Linked DNA regions of Homo sapiens: region 2 is linked to region 1. A link is a contact called in ENCODE Hi-C data. All regions are on one chromosome and are shown on one strand. Each heading gives the region's core, a stretch centred on a gene start or an enhancer-like site at or near the end of the contact. The rest is flanking DNA. Distances are from core to core; before and after follow the strand shown. Region 1 overlaps LOC105378519 (a long non-coding RNA gene). Region 2 overlaps ATE1 (arginyltransferase 1).

Evidence for each region. A loop is a pair of places that touch in the nucleus more often than their neighbours do. Pooled maps may share reads with other maps.
Region 2: a map of mammary epithelial cell shows a loop between it and region 1 (6-fold over the local background). The contact joins two enhancer-like sites. A Hi-C loop is called at or near these places in 2 of 168 maps with a recorded cell type or tissue (IMR-90 and mammary epithelial cell) and 2 of 50 pooled maps.

Annotation. Positions count from the first base shown.
Region 1 is chr10:120,944,501-120,949,949 of GRCh38, forward strand. The region is part of intron 2 of LOC105378519 (a long non-coding RNA gene); the gene reads right to left. Among named protein-coding and RNA genes, the nearest start is that of WDR11, 96 kb to the left of the region's middle. Within about 2 kb of position 1,680, at least 8 of the 41 ENCODE cell types and tissues checked have a DNase peak (open chromatin) inside an H3K27ac peak, as active enhancers do.
Region 2 is chr10:121,752,114-121,757,670 of GRCh38, forward strand. The region is part of intron 11 of ATE1 (arginyltransferase 1); the gene reads right to left. Among named protein-coding and RNA genes, the nearest start is that of FGFR2, 160 kb to the left of the region's middle. RefSeq lists an enhancer at 2,138-2,197. Within about 2 kb of position 2,143, at least 4 of the 41 ENCODE cell types and tissues checked have a DNase peak (open chromatin) inside an H3K27ac peak, as active enhancers do.

The sequences.
Region 1 (5,449 bases), core at 430-2,929:
GAAAAAAGGCAGCACAGAGAGCCAGGCTGCAGCCTACCCCCTTCACGCCTCACCCCACTTGGCTTTTTAGTGCACACACGTGTGTGTGTGTGTACAGGTGTGTATACCCACTAGCCCCACATATCCACGCCCCCACCCAGTTCCAGCTGAGCCATCACCCACAGAAGAATGATGGACCCAGGGAGAGAGGCCCACACAAACCTGGAGGTTGGCTCAGGGTTCCAGGTATCCGTGACTCTAAAAGGCAGGGTACAGGATCCAGGGGAAGCCCATCCCCAGCCCCAGGGACCCCTTGCCCTAGATAGGGCATAGCCTGATGAGACAGAGCAGGCCCCACCCCTGCCCACCAGGGCTCCTTGCTGGCCAGTGGGAGGTGGAGGCCTTAGAGTTATAAGGAGCTGTCAGGTTGGTCCCACTGAAGCCACACTGGCTTTGGGCCCCTGGGAGCCTGACTGTGAGGCCTTTCTGAAACCTCAGGTAGGCCTGACAGACAGACAGGGCTGCAATCCAGGGCTGAGCGCCTGCCTGGAGATGGGGCTCCAGGAGGGACTGGGAGGGCTGCCTGGAGGCGGGGGCTGTTAAAATGCAGCTCTCTGGGCCCTGCACCAGCCCTTCTGAATCAGTGGAGCTGGACATCTATGTTTTAACAAGACCCTCCTTCCCAAGGATTCTAACACAACACTAAAGTGTGAGAAGCACAGCTTGGAAACATTTTGTTTTATTCATGCAGTCAACAGATATCCACAGAACATCCCCTCCCTTGGCACTCTCAGTTTCCTGTCCCCTGCAGCCAACAGGAAGTCAGCTCTTCCCCACAGATTCTCTCCCTCCTCAAGTTTCAATTCAATTTCACCTCCTCAGGGGCACCTTTTCCAAAATGGCTGCCATCTCCCGGCCCTCAACACCACATCCCCTCTCCTAGCTCCTTCTTGGCCTTTACCACTGGTGCAGATGAGCTTCTTGGAGTATTTATTTTACTCATTGCCATGCCTCCCCCTCTAGAATATAACCCCTTCCCCAGGGCCAGGGCCTGATACATGGGAATCATTCCTTTACTGCAGTGTTGCTGGGATATAATATGCCCATAAACCTACTGAGTATTTGATGAATGATGAATAAGGCCGCTACCACTCAGCAATTCATTCATTGCCTCTTCCCACAATGGGACAATGGGGCAGGTGCCTTTTGGATAAAGAGGGAAGGTGTAGGTGGCGGAAGCCTCCGAGCTCTGAAGACCCTGCATGGCTGTCTGCCCGCCCCTCCATGAAAGGGGCAGCTCTCCCAGGAAAGAGAGGAAGAGAGGCCAAGAGAGCTCACAAATGGGTGTCTTCTCTTGTGAGGAAGGATTCGGGGCTCAACACGCTTCCTGGGGCTGGGTCTGTACAGGTAGAAGGAAGAGGCCCAGTTGGCTCCAAGCCTGGGCCAGCCCCAGCCCTGCAGCCTGGCGGTGTGCAGGCACCCTCACTTCAGAACATGCTTGTATGCACTTGCTCTTCTGGCACGCCATGAACTGTTTCTTGGCTGCCTTGTTAGGAGATTAAGCTTTCTCTAAAAAGATGAAAAAAAAAATCTCTAGCAAAGGCCTGACTAGAGCTGACCCCCGAGGAGGCGGTGGCAATAACTGATGGGCACTACATTTGTCTAATTAATCTTCTTGTCAACAAAGTTGTTCTTTGCCGGTGCCAGCTCTGACATCATCCTGCAAGCTTGCCACACTGGTTCATATGCAGTTACAAAGGCTGCCTGTGACCCAGCACTACACTCCCTAACCACCCCCAACACGCTGCTGCCTGGAAATGGGTGGATGAGAACAGAGATGTCACACAGCTGCTGGCTTAGAAGGGGCACCGGGGAATCACAGCTTGAATGAAAGTTGGATAAAGATCTGGAAGGTTCAGGGGATCCCCAGGCTGGAAGGAGCCTGGTTTCTAAATAGGACACCGATGCCGACCATCTTTTTCAAGTTAAACTTTGGAAAGTTCCATTTGCCATGCAAACTACCCTTGCCCTGGATGGGTTGCCCCAAGAGTGACCCAGGAAAGTTTAGGTGGTAAAGTTGCAAAATCAAGTGGCTTCAGGGCCCAGGCAGAGATTTCACTTTCAGTGCCCTGGGATGAAATCTCTGGATGTCCACGAGGCTGACCTGGACTTCCCGGATTGGGAGGCCTTGTGGTCAAAAGCCGAGTCCAGTCCTGAACACCAGATCTAAATGTTCAAGAAGACTGTGCAGATTTACAGGCTAAATCAGAGTCCCTGGTAGCTGTTTCCGACCTCTGTATGGGGCTTTTAGAGTGAACTGTGGTCTCATCCAGGCGTTTCCCGACCATTGCATCCCACACAGGGCCTCCCTTCTGATTTTATCGTTAGTCTCTCTCCCTGTTGATTTCCTCCAAGTGCTCATCACTGTCCACACTCACCCTGTTTATTTCTGCTCACCGATCTGGCTTTTTAATCGAGGAGTCTGTGAATAAAATCTGGAGGAGGGGGGTCTATGAACTTGGACAGGAAAATATTTATATCATTATTTTCACTGTCTGAGATTTAACAATTTACTCAATTATGAAAATCGGCAACAAGCCACAGTGTATTAGCAGTGTCTGTGACTTTGTCTCCAACAGAAATCACAGCTGTTTTTCTATCACGTCGTAGTTGATGCAGTTATCTCAAAATATCAGCTGGGCTAATCACTATTTTGAAATGACTGTAGTTAATAGATTGGTCTGTAGATCCTGTTACATCCTCTATCAACGAAGAACATATACGAGTATAGCACCACTTAAAAATATTTTGATAACTGCATGACAGTATAATCGGTTTGTTTCATAATCCTGTGTATCTTAATTTATGCTTTTTTCAAATATTCTGGCCTCATGAGACTGGCAAGAAAGACTGTAAGCCATCTTTTCTGTTACTTTTTCTTTCTTTCTTTCTTTCTTTTTTTTTTCTATTTTTGAGACGGAGACTCTCACTCTGTCACCCAGGCTGGAGTGCAGTGGTGATCTCGGCTCACTGCAACCTCCGCCTCCCGGGTTCAAGCGATTCTCCTGCTTCAGCCTCCCGAGTTCTCTTTTCTATCCTTAGCCCCGACCTTGGGTTCTGGCACACAGTAAGTGCTCAAGACAATATTATTGACTGAATTAATGAAGGAACCACTGAACAAATGAATTAAATAAGTGAACTGAACAAATGAACATGAGCCTTAACGTGGCCGTGGGTCCACGTCCATGGACCCACGTATTCTGGAAGGTGCAGAAGTTTCCACGACCCTTTGCCACCTGAGCTTCTGTCTGTGCGACATCCACACTACCCACCAGGAGAGACGGGGGTCTTGCTACCTCCACTAAGAACAGTAGGAACAGCTCAGAGCTGACCACGGCGTCCCCACTAAACAAGACTCCACCGGCCCATTGCCTTTTTTGCTCCAGCCACACGGGCCTCCGGAGACCAGAGCTGGAGATAAGGGGATGATCCTTTTTTTTTTTTTATATTATACTTGAAGTTTTAGGGTACATGTGCACAACGTGCAGGTTTGTTACATATGTATACATGTGCCATGTTGGTGTGCTGCACCCATTAACTCATCATTTAGCATTAGGTATATCTCCTAATGCTATCCCTCCCCCCTCCCCCCACCCCACAACAGTCCCCAGTGTGTAATGTTCCCCTTCCTGTGTCCGTGTGTTCTCATTGTTCAATTCCCACCTATGAGTGAGAACATGCGGTGTTTGGTTTTTTCGTCCTTGTGATATTTTGCTGAGAATGATGGTTTCCAGTTTCATCCATGTCCCTACAAAGGACATGAACTCATCATTTTTTATGACTGCATAGTATTCCATGGTGTATATGTGCCACATTTTCTTAATCCAGCCTATCGTTGTTGGACATTTAGGTTGGTTCCAAGTCTTTGCTATTGTGAATAGTGCCGCTATAAATATACGTGTGCATGTGTCTTTATAGCTGCATGATTTATAATCCTTTGGGTATATACCCAGTAATGGGATGGCTGGGTCAAATGGTATTTCTAGTTCTAGATCCCTGAGGAATCGCCACACTGACTTCCACAATGGTTGAACTAGTTTACAGTCCCACCAACAGTGTAAAAGTGTTCCTATTTTTCCACATCCTCTCCAGCACCTGTTGTTTCCTGACTTTTTAATGATCGCCATTCTAACCGGTGTGAGATGGTATCTCACTGTGGTTTTGATTTGCATTTCTCTGATGACCAGTGATGATGAGCATTTTTTCATGTGTTTTCTGGCTGCAAAAATGTCTTCTTTTGAGAAGTGTCTGTTCATATCCTTCGCCCACTTTTTGATGGGGTTGTTTTTTTCTTGTAAATTTGTTGTTCATTGTAGATTCTGGATATTAGCCCTTTGTCAGATGAGTAGGTTGCAAAAATTTTCTCCCATTCTGTAGGTTGACTGTTCACTCTGATGGTAGTTTCTTTTGCTGTGCAGCTCTTTAGTTTAATTAGATAAGGGGATGATCCTAAAGGGACGCAGTGGTCCCGCCCATCGCCGCCTCTACAGGGAGGGAGCCGCGGCCCCGAGCTGGCCACGCGATGGCGCTGTGCACCCGGCCGCGGAGCCCCTGCACGTCCGGCTCCCGCTCGCGCTCTCGGCTCGAGCTCCGGACTCCAGGCTCGGAGCAGGGGTTCGGGCTACGGTTCCCGGCTCCGAGGGACCGCGGGGCTCTCTGCCTGGGAAGGAAGCTTGCGGGCCTCCTCGGGCCTCGCTGCAGCCCAGCTAGGTTAATCAATCAGCAGCCGCTCAGTCACCCATCCCTTCCGCATCAGTTGCGTGGGGCTGGGGATCATGCCTAGGGCGGGAGGCGTGGGAGCGCAGGGCGCCCCGGGTCCGGATCCGGCTACAGGGGCGAACAGAGCGGGTTCTCCATCCCCTGGGGTGAAATCTCTGGGCCCAGGCTTTGAGACCCTCTAACTCGCCTTGCACACCCTGTGTCTGCAGAGGAGGCTGTAGTTCAGAGGCCAAGCCCGCTGTCAGAAGGCAGCCAGGCGGACTTGAGTCCCAATTCCTCCTTCCTTTCTACCATCATTCTCTCTTTTGCAAAATGGGGATGATAAAGGTCCCGACCAGTTGGTAGGATTGACGGAGATGGGGCAGCACAGGGCTCCTAAGCACAGTGCCCCGCGCCCAGTCGGCACCGCGGGACGCATCGTCTGCAGCCGCGTGAGCTCGGGCAAGGCGACCTGGACTCATCTCCGCAGCAGGGACGAGGTCCGCCCTGTACTTGCGGCATCTGCGTGTGGTGGAACTGACCGAAACGCTTGCGGAGCTGCGCACGGTGCCTGGCACACCGTTAGCAACCCTTCCCTTCCCTTGTTCTGCGCCTGTCCTGTGAGTGGACAGGAGGACACCCAGGGCCTCCGCTGCCTGTCCGATACTAGTCACCCCAGGGCCTAGAGGCTTATTCCCTGGAGATGGGACCC
Region 2 (5,557 bases), core at 893-3,392, 810 kb after region 1:
ATGAACCCAGCAGGCAGAGCTTGCAGTGAGCCGAGGTTGCGCCACTGCACTCCAGCCTGGGCGACAGAGTGAGACTCTGTCTCAAAAAAAAAAAGATTTACTCCAATTTATATTTCTAAGGTTTTTTTTTTTTTTGAGACGCAGTCTCCCTCTGTCGCCCAGGCTGGAGTGCAGTGGCGCAACCTCTGCTCACTGCAAGCTCCGCCTTCCGGGTTCATGCCATTCTCCTGCCTCAGCCTCCCGAGTAGCTGGGACTACAGGCACCCGCCACCACGCCTGGCTAATTTTTGTATTTTTAGTAGACACAGGGTTTCACCATGTTAGCCATGATGGTCTCGATCTCCTGACCTCGTGATCTGCCTGCCCTAGCCTCCCAAAGTGCTGGGATTACAGGCGTGAGCCACCGCACCTGGCATTTCTACGAATTTTATAGTTTTAGCTCTTACATTTAGGTCCAACCCATTTTAATTTTTGTATATGGTGTGAAGTAGGGGGCCAATTTCATTTTTTTGAAAGATGCAGGACCATTTGTTGAAAGGCTGTATCCTTTTCCCTGAATTGTCTTGGCATCCTTTTTGAAAACTAACTGACCATAAACATGAGGGTTTATTTCTGGACTCTCAACTCTAGTCCACAGATCTGTATGTCTACCTGCATGCCAGGACCACATAGTGTTAACTTTATTATTCTTTTTAAAGATTGTTTTGGCTATCCTGGGTTCCTTTCATTTCCATGTGAATTTTATGATTGTCAGTTTCTGCAGGGAAGCCAGCTGGGATTTTAATAGATCACTGCTCTGAATCTGTAAATGAATTTGAGGAGTACTACCATCTTAACAATATTAAGTCTCCTGATCCATGGACATGGGATGTTTTCTTCACTTATTTAGGTCTTCTGTAATTTCTTTGAACAATGTTTTGTATTTTCCAGAATATAATTTTTGCATTGCTCTGTTAAATTTATTCCTAACAATTCTATTTTAATGCTGTTGTAAACGCAACTGTTGATAATTTCATTTTTAAATTGCTCACTGTTTAAGTGTGTAGGATAAAATTGATTTCTGTGTATGCTGAACTCATTTTATTTGATAGTTCTTTACATTCTTTAGGATTTTCTATGTACAAGGTCATGTCATCTGAGAATAGAGACAGTGTTTCTTCTTCCTTTCCAATCTGAATGCCTTTTATTTCATTTTCTTGCTGAACTGGCATGGCTAAAATATAATATTTCAAAGGAAAAAAATCTATGCAATTTAGTTAAACTCATGATATGTTGATTAAAAACAACATTGGCTCCCAAAAGTCACATAACAAAATATAAATTATATAATTTATCAAGATGATTCTAGCCAGAAAGAACTCCAGGTTAATTTTGATATTATGGTCATTTGGTATCAAAGTCCAGTAAAAGGTCACCAGAGAAAAGCAGAAAGAATGCAAAAATCAGGCAATTGCATACAAAAAAATCACATCAACTTTATCACCTCAGCACATATACTGCTGGTAGGATCTGTAAATACTGGCCAAGTAAAATGCTAATAAAATCTCTTATGATGATGAATAAGGACTCTCAAATTTCTATTCTATGTTTTGACCCCTAAATACTCATCTTAGACACTTCCTATTTCACCGTTTATCTTTATCCTAATAAAGGCGAGGCTTAAAAACTCATAGAATATAATGAAAGAAACGTAAATTAAAACATGCTATTACAGGATTTCTCAAAGATGAGAGGGAAGTTGGTTTATGTGCTGGGGCTGGGCCAAAGAGACATTTGTGAGTTCAGGCTGGCAGGACTGGGCCAATTCTGCCCCATGTGGTCAAGAAATTAGTTACATACAAGGGAACTGAGCATATAAATAAATATACTGAGAAAATGGGGAGGCCAGATTTCTCAGTCAGAGAATGGAGCTACAAGTATGGAAAAGGAGAAGACTAGAACAAACTGTTGTGCTGGATTAAAATTCCAGATACTGGTGAAAACCCATGACTTTTATACCCTGATATAGACATACAGATACACAGGTAGATATAAACGTATGTGTATAAACTCACATATATTGCCTAGATCTGTCTGCTGAGAGGGCTTAGAAGCAATGAAACCCCGGTAGCAATGAGCATACTTATTACTCACATCTTGTATTCTGAATATTACTCTTCACAAAAAATAACTAGGGCTCCTTGGAGACGTGACTAATTATAGAACTGAGTCAGAGAAAGTATAAGATGAGTCTGAAATATTTTGTGCCAGAAAGGAAGTGCTCAAAAAATGATGGGGACTTGTCAAAAGAAAACATGAGTCACCCTGAAAAGGCTCCTACTGGCCAAATCTGAGACAATTTGAGCATTCAAAATAAATAATGAAAGTAACAATTTTATAACACATTGATTAGAATGAGATTCCGTGAGTCAATATAAACAACAAACAGGGAAAGAGGACTGCTTTTCCTTATTGTAGAATGCCAACTAATAAAAGTAGAAGTAGTGATAGAATTAGAAAATCATCATTTGGCAGCCATCTCAGTAATAAGTGATTGAGGCAAGAATCGTCAATGGATGTAAAAACCAGTAGATATAAGTCTGACACAATAGGATATTTACACCATCTCAGGACAGCTTTCTACAAAATATTTACCAATTACTTATTAACATGTACAAAATACTTATCAACTTTACAGTGGAGAAACCTGGTACATTCCACTTCCCCAAGTGATAAAAATTCAAGTCACAGTACAGAGATGAATTAACACTGTATACCTCCTGATATGATGCAATACAAACCCAGCATCACTTCTAGGGTGTTCTTGCCAAAGCTATGTGACCTGAATCTAATTACAAAGAAATACTTGATGAACACAAATGAAAAACTACAAAGTGACTGGACTCTTCAAAAATATCGAGGTAACAAAAGACAAGGATATACTATGGTATTGTTCTAGACAAAAGGGGCCTAAAAAGACACAACAATAAATGTAACACAGGATCCTCACTTGAACCTTAGGTCTAAAAAAACAGAGAGAAAAGTAACATAGGCTTGTGTATGTGTGTATGCATTTTTGTGCTATAAAGGACATTACAGGGAAAATCTGTAACACTTGTACAGGGTGTGTGGATTAGATGGTAACATCTCAATGTTACTTTCCTGGTTTTGATGGCCATGTCTAGTAATGTAAAAAAAAGTGTCCTTGTTTTCAGCTAATACACACTGGGATACTGAAGGACAGTGGTGCAATATATCAGAAACTTATTCTCAAATGGTTTAGAAAAAAATACAGAGTAAAACAGAAAAAGTGATAAGGCAAATGTGGTAACACGTTAATAACTGGGGAGTCTGAGTGAAGGGTATGCATATGTTCTTTGTATTATTCTTGTCATTTTCCTGTAAATTTGAAATTTAAAAATAAAAAATGTTGTGTATTAGTCCGTTTTTACACTGCTGATAAAGACATACCAAAGACTGGGCAATTTACAAAAGAAAGAGGCTTAATTGGGCTCACAGTTCCATGTGGCTGGGGAAGTCTCACAATCATGTCAGAAGGCAAGGAGGAGCAAAGTCATGTCTTACATGGATGGTGGCAGGCAGAGAGCTTGTGCAGGGCAACTCCCATTTTTAAAACCACCAGACCTCATGAGACCCATTCACTATCATAAGACCAGCATGGGAAAGACCCACCCCCATAACTCACCACTGGGTCCCTCCCAAAACACATGGGAATTATGGGAGCTACAAGATGAGATTTGGGTGGGGACACAGAGCCAAACCATATCATTCCGCCTCTGGCTTCTCCCAAATCTCGTATCTTCACATTTTCAAACCAATTATGCCTTCCCAACAGTCCCCCAACATCTCAACTCATTTCAGAATTAACCCCAAAGTCCAAGTCCAAAGTCTCGTCTGAGACAAGGCAAGTCCCTTCTGCCTATGAGCCTGTAGAATCAAAACTAAGTTACTTCCTAGATACAATGGGGGTACAGGCATTAGGTAAATATAGCCGTTCCAAATGGGAGAAATTGGCCAAAACAAAAGGGCTACAGGTCCCATGCAAGTCCAAAATCCAGCAGGGCAGTCAAATCCTAAAGTTCCAAAATGATCTCCTTTGACTCCATGCCTCGCATCCGGGTCACTCTGATACAAGAGGTGGGTTCCCATGGTCTTGGGCAGCTCCGCCCCTGTGGCTTTTCAGGGTATAGCCTCCCTCCTTGCTGCTTTCACAGGCTAGCGTTGAGTGTCTGCAGCTTTTCCAGGTGCACAGTGCAGGCTGTTGGTAGATCTGCCATTCTAGGGTCTGGAGGACAGTGACCCTCTCTTCTCACAGCCCCACCCAGCGGTGTCCCAGTAAGGACTCTGTGGGAGGGCTCCAATGCCACCTTTCCCTTCTGCACTGCCCTAGCAGAGGTTCTCCATGAGGGCCCCACTCCTGCAGCAAACTTTTGCCTGGGCATCCAGGCATTTCCACACATCTTCTGAAATCTAGGCAGAGGTTCCCAAACCCCAATTCTTGACTTCTGTGCACCCACAGGCTCAACACCATGTGGAAGCTGCCAAGGCTTGGGGCTTCTACCCACTGAAGCAACAGCCTGAGCTCTACCTTGGCCACTTTTAGTCACAGCTGGAGTGGCTGAGATGCAGGACACCAAGTCCCTAGGCTGTACACAGCACAGGGACCCCTGGGCCCAGCCCATAAAACCACTTTTTCCTCCTAGGTCTCCAGGCCTGTGATGGGAGGGGCTGCCATGAAGACCTCTGGCATAACCTGGAGATATTTTCCCCCACCGTCTTGGAGATTAACATTCCACTCCTTGTTACTTACGCAAATTTCTGCAAGCAGCTTGAATTCTCCTCAGAAAATGGGATTTTCTTTTCTATTGTATTGTCAGGCTGCAAATTTTCCAAACTTTTATGCTCTGCTTCCGTTATAAAACTGAATGCCTTTAACAGCACCCAAGTCACCTCTTCAATGCTTGGATGCTTAGAAATTTCTTCTGCCAGATACCCTAAATCACCTCTCTCAAGTTCAAAGTTCCACAAATCTCTAGGGCAGGGAGAAAATTCCGCCAGTCTCCTTGCTAAAACATAACAAGAGTCACCTTTGCTCCAGTTCCCAACGAGTTCCTCATCTCCATTTGAGACCACCTCAGCCTGGTCCTTATTGTCCATATGGCTTTCGGGCCTTTGGTCAAAGCCATCCAACAAATCTCTAGGAAGTTCCAAACTTTCCCACATTTTCCTGTCTTCTTCTGAGCCCTACAAACTGTTCCAACCTCTGCCTGTTGCCCAGTTCCAAAGTTGCTTCCACATTTTAGGGTAGCTTTTCAGCAGTACCCCACTCCTGGTACCAATTTACTGTATTAGTCCATTTTCAGGCTGCTGATAAAGACATACCTGAGACTGGGCAATTTACAAAAAAAGAGGTTTAATTGGACTTACAGTTCCACATGACTGGGGAAGCCTCACAATCATGGTGGAAGGCAAGGAGGAGCAAGTCACATCTTACATGGATGATGGCAGCAAAGAGAGCTTGTGCAGGGCAACTCCCATTTTTAAAACCATCAGATTT